2 separate regions of the Mus musculus genome follow, and region 2 is linked to region 1. A link is a loop called in an ENCODE intact Hi-C map of the cell type or tissue named here. Cell type or tissue: gastrocnemius. All regions are shown on one strand. Links, peaks and the distances in the headings refer to the core of each region. The heading gives the core; the rest is flanking DNA. Region 1 holds the start of Bend3 (BEN domain containing 3). Region 2 overlaps Scml4 (Scm polycomb group protein like 4).

Region 1 (8,329 bases), core at 165-8,164:
ATGGTCATCCTCTGCTAGCATGTAGATAGGAAACTCTGTCTCAGAAAAACACAAACAAAAAGCTTTCTAAATAAGACTTCCTCAAAACCCTGGGTATGGTGATCTACAGCTTTTATCCCAGCATTCCTGAGGCAGAGGCAGGTGAAACTCTTGAGTTGGAGGTAGTTGGAATTGAGCCAGGCCAGCCAGTGAGACCCTGTCTTAAAAAAAAAGGGGGGGGGGGCAGAGGGGAAGCAACCAAAGAAATGGCTTGGCACCCATAAGGAAGTTCACCACTTTTTTGTTTAGTTCCAGGGGATCTAACGCCCTCTTCTGGCGTCTGTGAGCACTGCATGCACTTGTACTTTGCTGAAGTCAAAACATAAAAATAAAATCTAACTCCCTCCCCTCCCCCCAAACCAAGCCGATCTCCCCAAAACGGAGAGATTCCTTTTACTTTTCTTATTTTCCCCCAAACTCTCAAAGCAAGACTGGCCTTAAGCCCACAGTTTTATGTTCCCTACTGTGGCATGCTGGGATTATTTGGAGAACTGGATTGATTTATTTTAATATTTTGGGTTTTTAGTTTAGTTTTTGTGTTTTCAAACAGGGTTTCTCTGTGTAGTTCTGACCATCCTGAAACTGTCTGTAGACCAGTCTTCAACTCAGAAATCAGCCTGCCTCTGCCTCCCTAAGCATTGAGATTAAAGGTGTGTGCGACTAATGCCCCATCAGATTTACTTTTGAGCACACGCACACATGGGAACGCAAGGGGGAAAATATGGCTTGGTGATTATGGTCACTTTCTGTCCTTTCATTGGACCAACGTTCATTTCTGCACCCACATTCAGTGACTTAAAACAGCCTATAAGTTCAGCTCTTCTGTTTCCTTAGGCACCCCAACACATGTGGTTTACAAAACACATATACATACACATGAATTAAAACAAACAAACAAACACAAAATGCTCATTAAAACATGAAACAAAACTCAAGAAGAAGGAAGACCAAAGTGTGAATAATTCGATCCTTCTTAGAAGGGGGAACAAAATACCCACGGAAGGAGTTAGAGAGACAAAGTGTGGAGTAGGGACTGAAGGAATGACCATGCAGAGACTGCTCCATCTGGGGATCCATCCCATAAACAACCACCAAACCCAGACACTATTGCAGATGCCAATAAGATTTTGTTGATTGGAACCTGATATACTGTCTCCTGAGAGGCTCTGCCAGTACATGACAAATACAGACGTGGATGCTCACAATCATCCATTGGATGGAGCACAGGGTCCCCAATGAAGGAGCTAGAGAAAGGACCCAAGGAGCTGAAGGGGTTTACAGCTCCAAGGGAGGAACAACAATATGAACTAACCAGTACTCCCAGAGCTCCCAGGGACTAAACCACCAACCAGAGAGTATACATGGTGGACTCATGGCTCCAGCTGCATATGTAGCTTAGGATGGCCTAGTTGGTCATCAATGGGAGGACAGGCCCTTGGTCCTGTGAAGGTTCTAAGCCCCAATATAGAGAGATGCCAGGGCCAGGAAGTGGGAGTGGGTGGGCTGGGGAGCAGGGGGAGGGGGAAAGGGATAGAGGGAGGGAGTTTTTGGAGGGGAAACCTGGAAAGGGAATAACATTTGAAATGTAAATAAAGAAAATATCTAATAAAAAAATAAAAAAACATGAAACTAAGTTTCTTTTATAGATAGTAATGTAGTCCATTTCTGTTAATTTTTTTCACACCCCTTTAAAAAAAAAAAACTTTTTGTTTTTGGAAACAAGATGTCACCATGTAGTCTAGCCTGGCACTTTCTAAAGAAAAATCCCACCACCTTTGTCTCCAATCTGCTGGGCGCAGAGGTGGGTAGCCCCATGGCAACTCTGCTAATGACTTAGTGGGGACACACAACAAACTCCACTTACCTTGAAAGCTAAACCCAAACCAAAACAAAACACCTAGTATCTGACCCAAGCTTAGGTCTCTAACAAAGAAGAGATGATTTATTTGTCTTGGACACTTGAGTTCTCACTGTGAATAGTTGGGCAAAGATAGATCCTGTCACAATTCAGGAAATTTTTCTTTTTAAAAACTGAACACGGCCATTTTACATTCTTAAAGCAACGCAGCAGAGCGGTTTAAATGGAAAACGAGCTTAGATGCTAACTGTTCCCGACTCTTCTGGGAAATCCGACAAAACTAAACTAATGAAACGCAACGTCTCCTTTTATAATTCTAACTGTCACATTAAATTGAAGGTGAGGACAAAACTGCAGCATCTGTTAACGCAGCCGAGGGAAGAGTTGTGCTGCGCATGTCACTTAATGCACAAGTGCAGAAGTCAAGTTCCCTAACGAATCCAAGTGCTTCCACTTTGTCTCCAGGGAATGTATAAATTAACCATTCCCCCTCCCTTCCTCCCTCCTCCCTATTTTAAATGTAGATAGGGCGACCCTAGCCTTTTGAATTTGAAGGGCTGCTATCTCGGGCCCATTCTTTCCATCATCCTGTTTTGAATGACACTGAGCACGTATAGATTCTCTTATAAAAGCACCCCTAGGATGCTGGGCTCCTTTCTTCAAGCTGCTAGCTAATTTTGCATAGCAATTAGTACTGACTTCTCCAAGTCTGCAACCCAAACACCTCTCCAGAACGTTCCACAGTCCCTCCAAGGTCCAACTCTGCGCCATTAGATTTCAAACCAGAAGGCGAGGAACTTGCGTAATGATTAAATTCCCAATTTGTGTGAAGACACAATAATCTCTGACTACGCGTTAATTCCAACCTTAGGCCGCGACTGGGCAGCTAGGAGCCAGCATGTACGTCCTTTTAAAATCTATTCTACGTATTCACTGACCGCGCCGGGCCGGGCCACATGGTCCTCTCTCGCAGCCAGTCAGCTGTAGGCAGCAGATGGGATCATTTGCATTTTTCTTTTTAGACATTTTTTTTCCATCGGCAAATTAAAGGATTAAAAAAATTTTTTTTTCCGTTCTCATTGTTTACCAAAACCAGGCACGCAGCTTAAAAGTTGACTTGGGCTTTTCTTTTCCCTCCACCCCCACCCCAAGTCCCCGAAAGTTGGAGAACTGCGAGGGGTTGGTTTCTTATTTCTCAACTCCGACTCTGCAGTCCGGGAAACTAGGAGACGGTCGGTCTTAACTAACTCGGCGACTGGAGTCTCCCAGTTTTCCGCGCTGAGCCCCGTGGCTCTGAGTTGGTGGCATGAGGGTCCCCAAGCGCGTGCTTCGCTCCGCAGCCTCAAGCGGCAAAACTTGGGCTCTCGGAACTCAGGCTTTACGGGAGAGGGCGGCCACCCTGCCGGGGGAGTGGCCAGGGCTCCCCCAGAGCCCGGGGTCGCTCTCCAGTATACCCCCCCAACCACGAATCCATGCAGAACTGGAGGGGGGGCGCACCCCGAAGTCTTTGTGCCCGGCGTGGCACGGGAAGGTCCGTGCGATGGTGCGGCGCCACAGCCGAGCGCCCCAAAAGCGGGGGGCGCGGGCGGAAAAGACACGGCGCGTTGCCTCCCACCCCCACCCCCCGGGGTTAGAGAAAAAGTAGAGAAAGAGGCGCCGGGGCCACGCTCCAGCCCGGAGAGCACGTAGCCGAGAATGCCGCGGGGCGCTTTCCCGTGGGTGAGAGCCGCCCTGGTCCGCCGGCAGCCGGCGCGGGCCCACGTGGAGCCGCGCTGTGCAGGCCGAGCGCACCCGCCCCGCAGCGCGCCCCAGCTCCCCGCCGCGGTCGCTCACGCCCGAGCGCCGCCGCCGCCGCCGCCGCTGGTCCCGCGTGTGCCCCGCTGAGGGGGAGGGGCGGCGCGGTGGGGGCGGAGGGCTTGAGGTTCCACTGCAGCGGGGGCTCCTGTGTCCTTGTGCGGAAATGACACACGGAGTCCCGTCACGTCACGCGAGAGCGCAGCGCACGGACACACACAAAGAGAGGGGAAAATACACGGCGCCCGCCCGCCCGCCGCCCCCAGCCAGTCGGCGGGGCCGCCCCGGCCAGGCCCTGCGCGCTCGGCCCCCACTGCGGCCCGCGCGCCCGCCCCCCGCACGTGGCGCCCGAACTCGGCGCGGGTCCCGCTCCGCAAAGTAACAACTCTCGTCCCAGGTGAGTGTGGGCCCCGGTCGGGGCCGCCTGCGAGCGGCTCGCCGCCTCCGCGCGGGCTGGAAGGGGGAGCGGGCGCCCACGGGCTCGTCGCGCCCCATTGTGCCGCGCGCCCCTTTGTGCCCGCTCGGAACGCCGCGACTCCATGGCGTTCCGGGAGCACGCGCGCCGCGGCCAGGGAGGAGGAGGAGGGAGGGGAGGACGCACGGTGGAACGGTCCGCGCCGCCGCCGCCAGGCCGGCCCCACTCGCGCCGCGCGCCGGCTCTCCACCCCCGGCGGGCCGGCGATGGAGCGGCCGAGGGCCGCCGGGGAGCAACTGCGCGGCGCCGGAGCGCTCGCGTTCGACCGGCCTGTGGCGGCGATGGAGGGGTGTCAGAGGGAGCAGAAGGGCGGGGAGCCAGAGGCCGGAGAGCCGCCGCTCGGAGGGACGCTGCCCCGGGGAGGCAGCGGAGGGAGCGAGGCTGCCGGCGGCTGGGAGCGGGGTGCGGCGAGCCCCGCCGCCAGGGGGCGCGGCACCCTCCCGGGCCGTTCCACGGCGCTCCGTGGTTCCCGCTGCCCGGCTGGAGGCGGGTCCAGCGCGGCGCTCTGGGTGTGCACCCCAGCGAGCGCGAGGCCTTCCTGGCGGGCGGTGGAGCCGGGCCGGGGCGCTCGCCGCCCCTCGTGACTTGTGCCCGCCACGATCGACGTAATTTCCCACGCAGACTTGGCTCGGGCTGTGAGGCGCGGAGTTGTGAAGGCCTTGTGGGCTGGGACTCAACTCATCTGAGTTCTTTTTTTCTTTTTTTTTTAAGTTTGTCCTAAAGTAGAAGTTTGATCGCTCAGGTGGCCCGCTTGGGAGTATTTTGGAGGTGGAGGCCAACCAGAGATGCTCAGAATTAATGTTCACTGTTTGGAAGTCAGAGAACTTCCTTTTAGAAGTAACTTTTGAATGTTTTCCTACAAGTAACACGTCACTGAGTAGAGGGGAGGGTGCCAGAAATCTATAAAGACCCAGAAAACCCAGGCGAGTGGGGAACGTGTGGAAATGTCCCAGATAGAGGTTTTAGGTTTGTCTCTGTTTCGGTTCCATGCCTGCAGTTTTTCTCTTTTTGCGACTTTCCACTTTTAATTCATAGGTGTTTGGGTTTTGTTTTTAAGCTTCATTTTCGGTGTATGTGTTTTGACTGCATATATATGCGCCATATCCATGCCTGGTCTCCTAAGAGGTCAGAGGAGGGCATCGGATTTACAGATAGATGGTTGGGAGCAGCCACGTGGGTGATGGGAACACAACCCACGACCTCTGCAAGAGCCACAAGTGCTCTTAAACGCTGAGCCATCTCTCCAGCCCCTCGTTTTAGAGTTTCATGTGTAAACCTTACAGGACTTCAGCTTCCTCGAATACTGGGATTTAGCCAGGATTTTTTTGTTTTTTTGTTTTCCTTTTTTGAGACAGTCTCCTGTGGTCCCTGCTGGCCTCAGACTTTTTTGTTATATAGGCCTGCGTGATCCTGAACGCCTGTCAAGTTACAGGAGTTACATACTTGGGATTACAAGTATGTGCACTGCACCTAATTTTTGTGGTACTTGATCGAAATTACGACTTTAGTTACGGTAGGCAAACATTTTACCAACTAAGTTACATCCCCAGCCCTAAGAATTATTTTTGCATTTTTAAAAATCTAAACTTTTATATATATTCTCATGTGAGACCAAGACACACCAAGAACCACTTTGGGCTTTACTAGAGATGCCTTGTTTGTTTGTTTGTTTGTTTTAAGTCTACATTTCACTGTAGCTTTGAATGGCCTGGAGCCTGAGATTTAACAAGGCTGGCCTTGGAGATCCAGCTGCCTAAACCGACCAAATGCTAGGATTAAAGATCTGTCCCACCACACCTGGCATTTTGTTGTTGTTGTTTGGTCTTGATACCGAGTCCCTAAATTCTGTCCCGTCCTTGAATTGCTATGTAAACCAGGCTGGCCTCAAACTTAGAGATCTGACTGATCCTGCCTGTAGGGGGTGGAGGTGGGATGGGGGTGGGGGAAGGTATTAAAGGTGTCCACACCACCTGGCTTTTGTTGTTTTCTCAGACTGGGTCTCACTATGTATCCCATACTGGGATGGTCTTTTGGTTTCTCTGTAGACCAGGCTGCCCTAGAACTCAGGGATCCACCTACCTGCCATCTCCATCTCCGCTTTCTCCTATCAGTGTTGGAACCAAAAGAATGAACCACCATGACCATGTCAGAGATGCTGTTTTAGTGAAGTTAAACAGTAAAGTTAGCGTTCTTTCTCCACACACACAAGAAGTAAGACCAGTTAGCCACGAAGACAGAATACAGACTAGCCAGCATTCCAACCGTCTGTTAGAGATTGATAGGTTATCTGGGGACCCTTGGGGGCACCAAAGGTGGGGGCAGAATATTTAGGAACAGGAAAATTGGACTCAGCCCTGACAGAGGTTTGATTGGGTGAGGATTAAGCTCCTGTAGGAGACCCATCTACAGAACTGCCTAGAAATGCATTAGCACCTGTAATAATAATTTATACAAGAGACTAGGGAATGGCGTGTGTGTGTGTGTGTGTGTGTGTGTGTGTGTGTGTTAATTTTTATAAGTGAGACTATGCTTGCTATTCTAACCATTCTGTACCCACTATTGACATCTCTGTTTTAGAATTAGTTTTTGGAGTAGTAGAACTTTAGGACTCCTTGGTGTTTAGAGGGATATAGTCATGCTATCTTTTCTAGCCCTTGGCCAACCTGGAACTTGCTGTGCAAAACCAAGCTGGCATTCCTCTTGTCCCTACTTCCTTAGGGCAGGGATTATGGAAATGTGCTATCACGCCTATTTGGGTGGTGGTGGTTGTCCTCTGAGACAGGGTTGCAGGTGTTTAAACTGGCCTTGCACTCACTATATTGCCAAACCCAACCTTGAATCATCTTCCACACATGCACCCTGGTGTTGCATATGGAGCTCCGAGAACTGCTTACAGGAGTGAGTTCTGGAGAGTAAGCACCGGCCATTGCGCTTGGCGGCAAGCCCCTTCATCTTAGCCATCTCTCCTAGATAAATCACACACATACACACACACACACACACAGACACACACACACACACAAAAGCATTCACTGACAAAAATGGGTGGTTTTGGTCTTGTGAGCATCACTGTGCATTCTGCCCTTTCCTTTCAGAGCTGACAGGACCTTCCTTCCCTTTTGTGACTGAGGCTCCAATATAGCATTGCTTTGATTGTCACTTGTGAGTTCTGGACCTAGGTGCACACAAGTCAAGTCAAGGGCTCTGCATTTTAGCCCTCAATGTATCTCAAATGTGTAAAACAGGGCACTGTTTCTTCAGGAGTGGTTCGTGCCTGTGCCTGGCATGTTAGTCAGAATTTTGTCTGAAAAGCAGACTTATATATATTTAGAGCTAAGGTTTGCTCAACAACTGCTTTATTACAGCTCTCTGACTTGTTTCTTTTTTATTTATTTGGGGGGTGGGTTGAGACAGGTTCTTGTCATGTGGTGCATCTCCAACAGACAGTTCTCCTTTGTCTTCTTCTTAAATACTGGGATCGCAGGCACACAGGCCCATGCAGTTCAGACCCTCTTTTTCTCTTTCTGCTCAGGGTCTTTTCTGTGTAGTGCAGGTCAGGCCGCTCTAGAACCCGTGGTTCTCGTGTCTCTGCTTCCTCAGTGATGACATTAGTTAGATTTAAGTCCCCTTAAATTTGAAGGGAACATTGTTTGAGACAGAGGCTCATTCTGTATACAGGCAGGTCTTGAACTCTTGGCCCAGAACTCTTGGTCAACCTCTTAACATTTTTTTGTTTTCTGCCAATGGCCCCTTTCTCCTTTGCCTGTCAATTTTTCATTTATTAGCGATCACCAGGGTGGCGGCATAGATCCCTCACATGCAAGGACTGTTGGTTTGAGCTTGGGGCAAGTGCCTGACCAGAGCTTGTCTGGAGCAGCCGGGCTGTGCCCAGACGCTAGTTAACCAGCTCCTGTGCTCCCAAGACCGGACACTTGAAAAAGTGGAAAACACAAAGGAAACTCTGCTTTTGACTCTTAGGAAAGTGAGTCCCCTTTGTCCAGCCCCGGAGTGGGTGCTGGAGCATGCTGCCTTTCCCTCCTTGATGAACCAGTTTCTAGATGCCAGGTCTGAGGGTGAGCCCTTCCTGAGGCAAAGAGACCTTTAGTAGAACCAGCTAATAGAGATGGCAGCTTCAGAAAGCTCAGGGAACAGCCGATTGGAGC
Region 2 (8,329 bases), core at 303-8,302, 520 kb before region 1:
AGCAAGGAGACCCACGGAAAAATCATTGCAGGGTACATTGCAGGCACATTTCTGACTTCCCCCATTCTTAGTAGCAAGTACTTGACAACAAGCAACTGAAGGGGGAGGGGACACAGTTTCAGCTCACGGTTTGGGGTGACCACCCCTCATGACAAGGTGGTTGTGGAAGCAGAAGTTGCCTGAACTGGGGCAGTGAAGCTTGATCAGTGCCAGCTGTGCCAGAAAGCAGAGAGAGGAGACCATGTGCTTACCTGGTTGTCTTGGTTACAGAGTCTTTGTGTGATAAAACACCATGACCACACGCAGCATAGGGAGGAAAGGGCTTCATTCATCTCACAGCTTGTATCCCACCATCCAGAAAAATCATAGCAGGAGCTCAAGGCATGACTGGCTTGTTCCCGATGGCTTGCTCTACTTGCTTGCTGGATTTCTTTCTTCCATTCTTCTTGCCTTTCTTTTTCCTTCTTTCCTTCTTTCCTTCTTTCCTTCTTTTCTTCTTTCCTTCTTTCCTTCTTTCCTTCTTTCCTTCTTTCCTTCTTTCCTTCTTTCCTTCCTTCCTTCCTTCCTTCCTTCCTTCCTTCCTCCCTCCCTCCCTGTTTTCTTTCCTTCCTTCCCCTTTCTTTCTCTCTCTTTCATTTTCTTTTTTCCTCTCACATAATACATCCTGACTGCTATTTCCCTCCCTCCTCTCCTCCCAGTCCCTCTTCTACACCTCCCCTCTCCCCCAAATCCACTGCCCCTCTGTTTCTCTTCAGAAGAGAGCAGCCTCCCAGTGATATCAGCCGAACAGGGCATAACAAGTTACAATAAGAATAGGCACAAGTCCTTATATCAAGGCTAGATGGAGCAACTCAGTAGGAAGAAAAGGGTCCCAAAAGCAGGCAAGAGAGTCAGAGAAACCCTGACTCCCACAAGAACACCAAGCAACCATAACACATATCATAACTAGCCCAGATCCATGCAAGCTCCCTGATTATTGCTTCAGTCTCTGTGAGTCCCCATGAGCCCTGCCTGCTTAGTTGATTGGGTGAGTTGTGTTCTTGTTCCTTGACCTCTCTGGTTCCTACAATCCTTCCTTCCCTTCTTCTGAGGGATTCCCTGAGGTCAGCCTAATGTTTCAGCCTAATGCTTTCTTTTAGCACCCACAACTATCAGCCCGGGGGTTGCAGTGCCCACAGTGAGCTGGATGGGCCCTCCCACACCAACCATCAGTCAAGACAATGTAGCACAGGCTTGCCCACAGGCCAGTTGGGTGGGCTCATTATCTCAGTTGAGGTTCCTTCTTTCAGAATGATTCTAGCATTGACTGAATTCACATAACACTAGCCAGCACACTAACCTTCTCCCCCAGTACCTCATCCAGTCTGAGACCCCATCCTCTGCGGTGGCACTGCCCACATTCAGGCTGGGTCATCCCTGAGGTGTGTCTCCTGGGTGATTCTAAGTCTAGTCACACTGACAGTACAAATTAGCTATACCATTAGTGGTATGCCTTTACCAAAGAGTCGGCAAGCATGGCGGGGGTGGGGGGGGGTGGAGGGAGGGCAAACAGGAAAGACAACCCCCTAAGGACTCCTATGAACCAAGGGCTGAGGACAAGGGACAGGTAGTGAAGTAACACCTTCTTCTTCTAATAGCAGGTACAGACAGACCAGACATGAACAAACCCCACCCCACCCCACCCCACCCCACCCTGGTGCTGCTGGAGGTATAAATGAAAGATTAGCCATTGTGCAAAGTCCAAAAGTGAAGACCCACCTCTGTTCTGCCACATTGCCATCTCCAGAGGACATAGGGAGGGCCCAGTATTGCTTGGCCCCACAGGCTACAGAGGCCCATTTTGCTTACCACTCAGCTCACCAGCCCCAGGCACCAATAGCTGTCTATAGCAGACCCTGGTCCACAAACACGAAACGGAACCGAACGTTAGCTAGAATTTTGAACCAGAATTTCAGTTTGTCAAGGATGAGAGCTCTCCCAAGCCTTCTTCCATGGGCAGCAGAGCACAGAGAGGCTGTTGCCCTTTGCGCCTCACTGACCAGCCACTCAAAGCATCTACCTGTCTCAGGGACACATGCGGTGGACTTCAGAGCACTAAGGACTCCATCTGGGAAAGCTAAGGGCTTGGGGGTGACCCAGTAGGCAGCACCAGACGGGCACTGAGTTTCACTGGCTCATGGTCCCCCTCCTCTGCTCACTCCCTCCAGCCCCGAGCCCCTCTCCGGAGGTGCAGGATACCAGGCGACCAAGCAGCAGAAACCCTTCTACCTGGACCGTGGAGGACGTGGTCCGGTTTGTGAAAGATGCTGATCCCGAGGCTCTGGGACCTCATGTGGAGCTCTTCAGAAAGCACGTATGAAAGTAATGGGTCTGAAGGGCGGGCCAGGGAAAGAGAGGCATGGACCGAGGGAGGAGATCGGGATCCTCCAGACGCTGTCACTCTAGACTAAGCTCTAGCAGTGCCCTTAAGTGAGTCAGAGATGGGAGAGACAGAGGCAACCATAGGCCTGGCAGAGGAGAGCCACTGACAGATTTGTGTTTTTAAGGAATATGTTTCTCTTCTGTTCTCTCTCTTGGGCTTTGCCTGATTTTTTGCTAATCCATTCATCCATCATCCATCTATCTGTCCATTCACCCACCCATGCATCATCTATCCACCCATTCACCTACCAGTCTGTCCATCCATCCATCTCTCCATCCATCCATCCATTATCCACTCATTAACTCATCCATCTGTCCAATCCATGCATCCATGCATGCATGCATCCATCTATCCATCCATCCAACCATCCATTTACCCACCAATCCACCCATCTCTCATCTGTCCTTATCCATGTATCTGTCCACCTGTTCATCAATCATCCATCTGTCCATCCATCTACTCACCCACCCATCTACCCATCCATCCATCCACCCACCCACCCACCTGTGCATTCAACAGTCATCTATAGAACCCTGCAATATGCCAGGCAAACTGTGATCCTGTGCTCTTACTGCTTAGACCAGTGGCTTTCAATCTTCCTAATGCTACAACCGCTTAATACAGTCCCTCATGTTGTGGTAACCCCCAATTATAAAATTATTTTTGTTGCTACTTTATAACTAATATTGCTACTGTTATGAATCATGATGTAAATATCTGTGTTTTCCGATGGTGACCCCTGAGAAAGGATCAATCGACCACAAAGGGGTCGAGACCCACAAGTTCGAAACCACTGGCTTAGAGGGTTAAATGAGAAAATGCACATTAATACGTTACATGAGGCCTCACTCATATACAGAGCCTTCACATCAATGTTATAATCACGTAGGCGCTTTTGAAATATACAAAGATAGTAAGTGGGGCAAACGGTAAGAATTACTGTTACCTGCCCAGCTTACGATATTAATTCTGGATTGGTAGTATAACGAATTGCTACAAATCCAGGGTCTTTAGACAAGAGACATCTCTTATCTCTATTTCTGTGGGTCTGGAGCCTGCCTGGATCTCAGGCGTTGGCAGGGATAAATTCGTGTCTAGGTGTTCTAGGGACAATCTGCTTGCCTGCCTTTCTCAGCTTCACGACCCTCTTTAAAGCCAGGATCATCGACCCTGGTCCTCCTCAGGCTGACCTGTCTGTGGCTCTCTCTGTCTTTACCTGGATAGATGACATATACATGAGATAGTAGGAATGCAGGCGAAACTGTCTGCTTCAATCAAACAAGGGCAGGAATCTGAAAGGTGCAAGGTAGCAACTGAGTTTCCGGAGGGGCTGGGAAGACGAGGGCCTCGTAGTTGCTTGCTTTGTTTCCAAGAGCTTTCCCAGAACAAGTAGTATGCGCGCTCTAATCTACTCACCTGTCCTTAAAGTGCCCCTGGAGCACCCGCGGGGCACCCACGGGGCCATAACTACCGTTTGGCTGCTCTGACTGTCCTTTGGCTTTCCCTTCTCTCCAGGAGATTGATGGCAATGCCTTGTTGTTGCTGAGGAGCGACATGATCATGAAGTACCTGGGACTGAAGCTGGGACCCGCACTGAAACTCTGCTATCACATTGACAAGCTAAAGCAAGCTAAATTCTAAAGAGTTGGAAACAAAGCCCCACATCTCCAGGTTACTTCTGCCAGACCAGCATCCGGCCAACATCATGAGTAGACTGTCCTCTTAAACGTCGCAGCCACAACGACTGTGTCTTCTTATAGAACGTGTGCATCCTTGCCTTTTCTAATATTCCTAGTGGCCCCTTTCAGACACTCAACCGTGTGCTAGACTTGTCAGAAAAATCACAAAAAGGCTATTACAGTGTTCCTGACGTGCTGGTCACTCTTTACGGGTGCTATTTGTGCCGCGACAGAGTGGATAACTGAATGCTGTCACACAAGGAGAGCCCTGGAGGGGGCTCACAAAGTCCCTGCAGGGGCTGTGGGGACGCCCCCAGTGGCGGTGGCAACTGCTCCCTGTTCTTGGGACCGATCAGCATGAGTTTCCCTGGACTCAGCCCTGGAAGTTGTCTTCTGATGACCACCTCGCCTTGCACTATCTGGAAAACTTGAATTTTTGTTGCTGTTTTTTTGTCCGTTTGTTTGTTTTTGTTTTTGTTTTCCGCTCTCGAAGAGAAAAGGGAAAGGATGTTTTGGAGCCCTAGCTACTGAAGTCCTTCCTTGCTCCACTAGAGGGCAGACTGCTAACGAGGTTTCGGGATGCACAGACTGCGTGGCCGGGGTAGGGTTTTTATAAGCAAGACCTCGCTTGCACAGGGACAGGGAATGAAGTCCACATTGAGCACCCCAGATTGCCACTTGGGAAGAAATCAGGCTCTGTCAGGCGGGGTCCAGCTCATATCCATTACTTACTGACTTACTCGGTACAAATTCCGAAGCAGCCATCTGCCTAAACAAAGACTGGTGTCCCTTCTCTCCCAGAGTCTCACTGAGGCTCTGATATGACGGCATGCTGAAGAATCTTGGTGACATTTAGCTATGGGTATTTCTTGAAAAAAAGGCGGGGGGCGGGAACTGTCTCGACAAAGTTTGAAATAGGACATACTGATTTCTAGTTTCATGGCTGCGTTCTTAGCTGTGTGTCTGTGGCTAATTTTTCTAGTCTTCAACAAATACGCAGACGTGTTTTTATTGGGTTTAATTCAATTTACAAATAGGTTTTTACTCTTCACTGTGAAGTAATGGGAAAAAATTGATTTTCTACCCTTTGCAGCTGTGTCCAGAGAGGGGGGTGGAGCCAGGGTTTCCTAGGCAGAAGGGTGACCTCTTTACTGCCTATTCTTTATGGAATCCCTCCCCCTTTGTTTATTCTCGATGAATAGAGAACTCATGGGCACAGCCTTTTCCTTAAAGGCACATCTGGGGAAGGTGAGGGTCAAGGATAACCTAGGGTCTCCCTTGACAATAGTATGAATTTTAGAAAGGCACCTTCCCTCAGGCTGCAGTCTGAGCAAGATCTCAGCTGGCAAGTGTAGCCAGACGTCCTGGACTGTAACAAGATAAATGCGGTCTCTCAGATGGATCTACCTATTGTACCAATCAGGTAGAATTTAGGTAAAGAGCACAGGACATACTCCATGCTGTGCTATAAGGGCCCACTTTGATGTTCCCTGTTTGTGGGAGTGTGACATGACCCTGCAAGATCTTTGTTACATATACACGGGTGGTTGGACTTAAGTAAGACAGAGAAGGAGAAAATTGTCCCAGAGCTTCCCACTGAATGGAACTTGATCAGGCTGTGGATGAGCCGGATGTCTGTTATTGCTAGCATGAGGCAGAAATGACCTTGAATTAGACCTTGGAGAGACTCTTTAAGATGATAAAGCAATGAGCGGACTCTGCCTAGAAGAAGATTTTTAACTCTGGGTGCTCGCTGCTGCTCTGAAGTTAGATCCTTGTCTCAGAAAGCATCAGGCAGTTCCCACATACAGAACTGCTTGTGTGAAAGCTTTGAGATTAGACCGGTCACTTCACACAAACGTTTGCCCTTCCCTGGAGGTTCACGGTGCCTCTTCCAGGGACACGGGCTCCTTAGTGAGTGGTGGTATTAAGCTTGCCAAATGTCCTGCCTAAACTTACCCATGTCTCACTGGTGCCCCAAGTTAAAACAAGGCCAAACAAGTCAGGGGAGGCCTCTAATAATTTTTGAAGGAGAGCTAGAACCCAGTTCAAGTCTGTGGAGGAACGGAGCTGTGTCCCCAGACATGATGTCTTATTTCACACGAAGCCTTAAATTAGCTCAATTGTAGAATTCCAGATATTTAAGGTTTGGCCAAACAAAACAAAATAAAACAAAACACCAAGAAGCAATCTCATTAGTCTTGGAATGAGGGGCTGCCACATCACAGAAGGCCCAGCGGAACCAATTCTTCTTGCCTGTTTTTTCATAGAATCTAATTAGTTGACCAAATCAGCATTGCAATACTGCAAGTATAATTAATTTTCATCCCTCTCAAAAATCTTGTCAAACAGCGCAGCTAAATAGCTTCTCAAATGTAAAACATGCAAGGCCACTTCCTCTAAACAGACCTTCCAGGGTCAGACCGTAAGGGTTACCCTGGCCCAGATGAGCAGGACTTGAACTCACACCTGATAGTTCACAGGCTTGCTCTTCCAGCTGCACAGCATTGCTTCAGCTTGGAGTGGATAATGATCACATTTTGCATAATTCCAAATTAAAGAGTGTGGGTGCTCATGTTCCAAACATTTCCAATTACATTTGTCTGTTAAACACTTGGGGGAGGGAGGTTTCAAGAGAGTTCTGTTGCCTAAAGCATTTTAAATGTTTTATGAAACACATTATTCCCTTTGTGAAGATTTTAGATAAAAGATGTGGCCTGTGTGTATGAGTCTGTGTGTGTATTTGTGTATCTCTCTCTGTGTGTCTGTCTGTGCCTCTGTGTGTGTATGTGTCTGTTTATGGGGCTGGAGAGATGACTCAGCAGTTAAGAGCACTGACTGCCCTTCCGAAGGTCCTGAGTTCAAATCCCAGCAACCACACCGTGACTCACAACCCTCTGTAATGGGATCCTATGCCCTCTTCTGGTGTGTTTGAAAACAGCCTACAGTGTGTTTGAAAACAGCTACAGTGTACCCAAATATAATAAATAAATCTTAAGGAAAAAAAAAAAGAGTCGCCACTTTCTGAAACCAGATCACTATGTTTATAAAAAAAAAAAAAAAGGATGTCTCTGTGTGTGTCTGTATGTCTTTCTGTGCCTGTCTATAAACCTGTGTGTGTATATTTGTGTCTGTCTGTGTGTGTGTGTCTATGCATCTCCAGATACTGGAGTTGAAAAATCTAAGAAGTGGTTGTGAGGATAGCAGCTATTGCATGTTCTCAAATATCTTTCCAGCTTTGTAGTGCAGAGGCGCGGCATGGTCTGGTGCGGCATGGTCTGTTACGTGTAGGCATTTCCTCTTATTGTAGCAGGGCCTGTTCTGTGCACAGCTAGATGACCAGAACAGTCCTGGTGCCTAGACTTGTTCCTCTGAATCAGCTGAGTGGAAATGTCAGGACCTGAGGACCTGGATGCCGCAGGAAAGGCCTTACTGGAGAGGCCTCGGCCAGGAACAACTGCCTAAGCGTTTCACTTATGTCTGCCAGGGAGGACATGGGCCTGTTATTTCTCTTCCACAGGATTGCCAATTTTTTCCCCTTTCAGAAATAAAAGAGCAGAGAGAACGCCTCAGCAAAACCTGTGCTCAGAATTGATAACTTGGGAAGAGATGCTGGGCTGAGGGTTTGAGAATCAAACCAGATGAACAAAATTATACACTTCTTAGGAAAACCGTACAATACCGTTTGTGCCCACCGCCCCTGCCCATGACAGCCAGAACCTGATGATGCCACAGAATAATTCTTTAAATTAAAATGGGTTTAAAATTAAATGTATATTCTTTTAGAAGGGTTTGTTGAATCTCTGAAGAAAACTAGAAACACCCAATGTTCTGTTGAACACAGTCATCATTAGAAAGTCTTGAAGGACCTTCTGATCTCTCCCTGAGAACTATTCTAGAGAGAGGATACCTGGAGAGCTATCCCAGTGCATAAGTAACGGGATATGCACTCAAAAGATAACCTACCCCACTTTCCCCAGTGGAGGCAGGCTCGAACTGTTTAGATCATGGATAAAGACATGTTTTGGTTTTTTGCTTTTGTTTTTTACATAAACACACTCAGAGCTGAGTCCCTGCTCTGCTTGTGTGTTGCCACATGATTTTGCTCTGTTCCATGAGAGGTCCAGACTGGGAGCCCCTGGGGGAATCCAGCAGATGTCCAGATGTCCAGAGGCACCAACGGTCCTGCGTCCTTCCATATTGCCAAGTTAGCACCAGCTGCCCGGGA

What was found. Peaks named below come from ENCODE experiments on the same cell type or tissue, not always from the same donor. Only the 100,000 strongest peaks of a DNase experiment are listed, where the experiment ranks them.
Region 2: a loop joins it to region 1, with 2.9 times the contacts of the local background. A loop is called at or near these places in 2 of 42 quality-filtered maps.

Annotation. Positions count from the first base shown.
Region 1 is chr10:43,475,285-43,483,613 of GRCm38, forward strand. Bend3 (BEN domain containing 3) reads left to right here and starts at 3,856. Exons shown (of 4, transcript NM_199028.2): 1 at 3,856-4,088. In gastrocnemius, for the core only: CTCF peaks have their summits at 313 (motif pointing left) and 4,568 (motif pointing right); DNase peaks (open chromatin) are centred at 269, 2,829, 3,315, 3,879 and 2 more places; H3K4me3 peaks cover 3,495 bases; H3K27ac peaks cover 4,323 bases.
Region 2 is chr10:42,953,682-42,962,010 of GRCm38, forward strand. Scml4 (Scm polycomb group protein like 4) reads left to right here. Exons shown (of 9, transcript NM_172938.3): 8 at 2,208-2,353; 9 at 3,938-7,101. The coding sequence ends at 4,063. Among named protein-coding and RNA genes, the nearest start is that of Gm5079, 33 kb to the right of the region's middle. In gastrocnemius, for the core only: a CTCF peak has its summit at 4,626 (motif pointing right); DNase peaks (open chromatin) are centred at 4,425, 4,671 and 8,260; H3K4me3 peaks cover 936 bases; H3K27ac peaks cover 2,036 bases.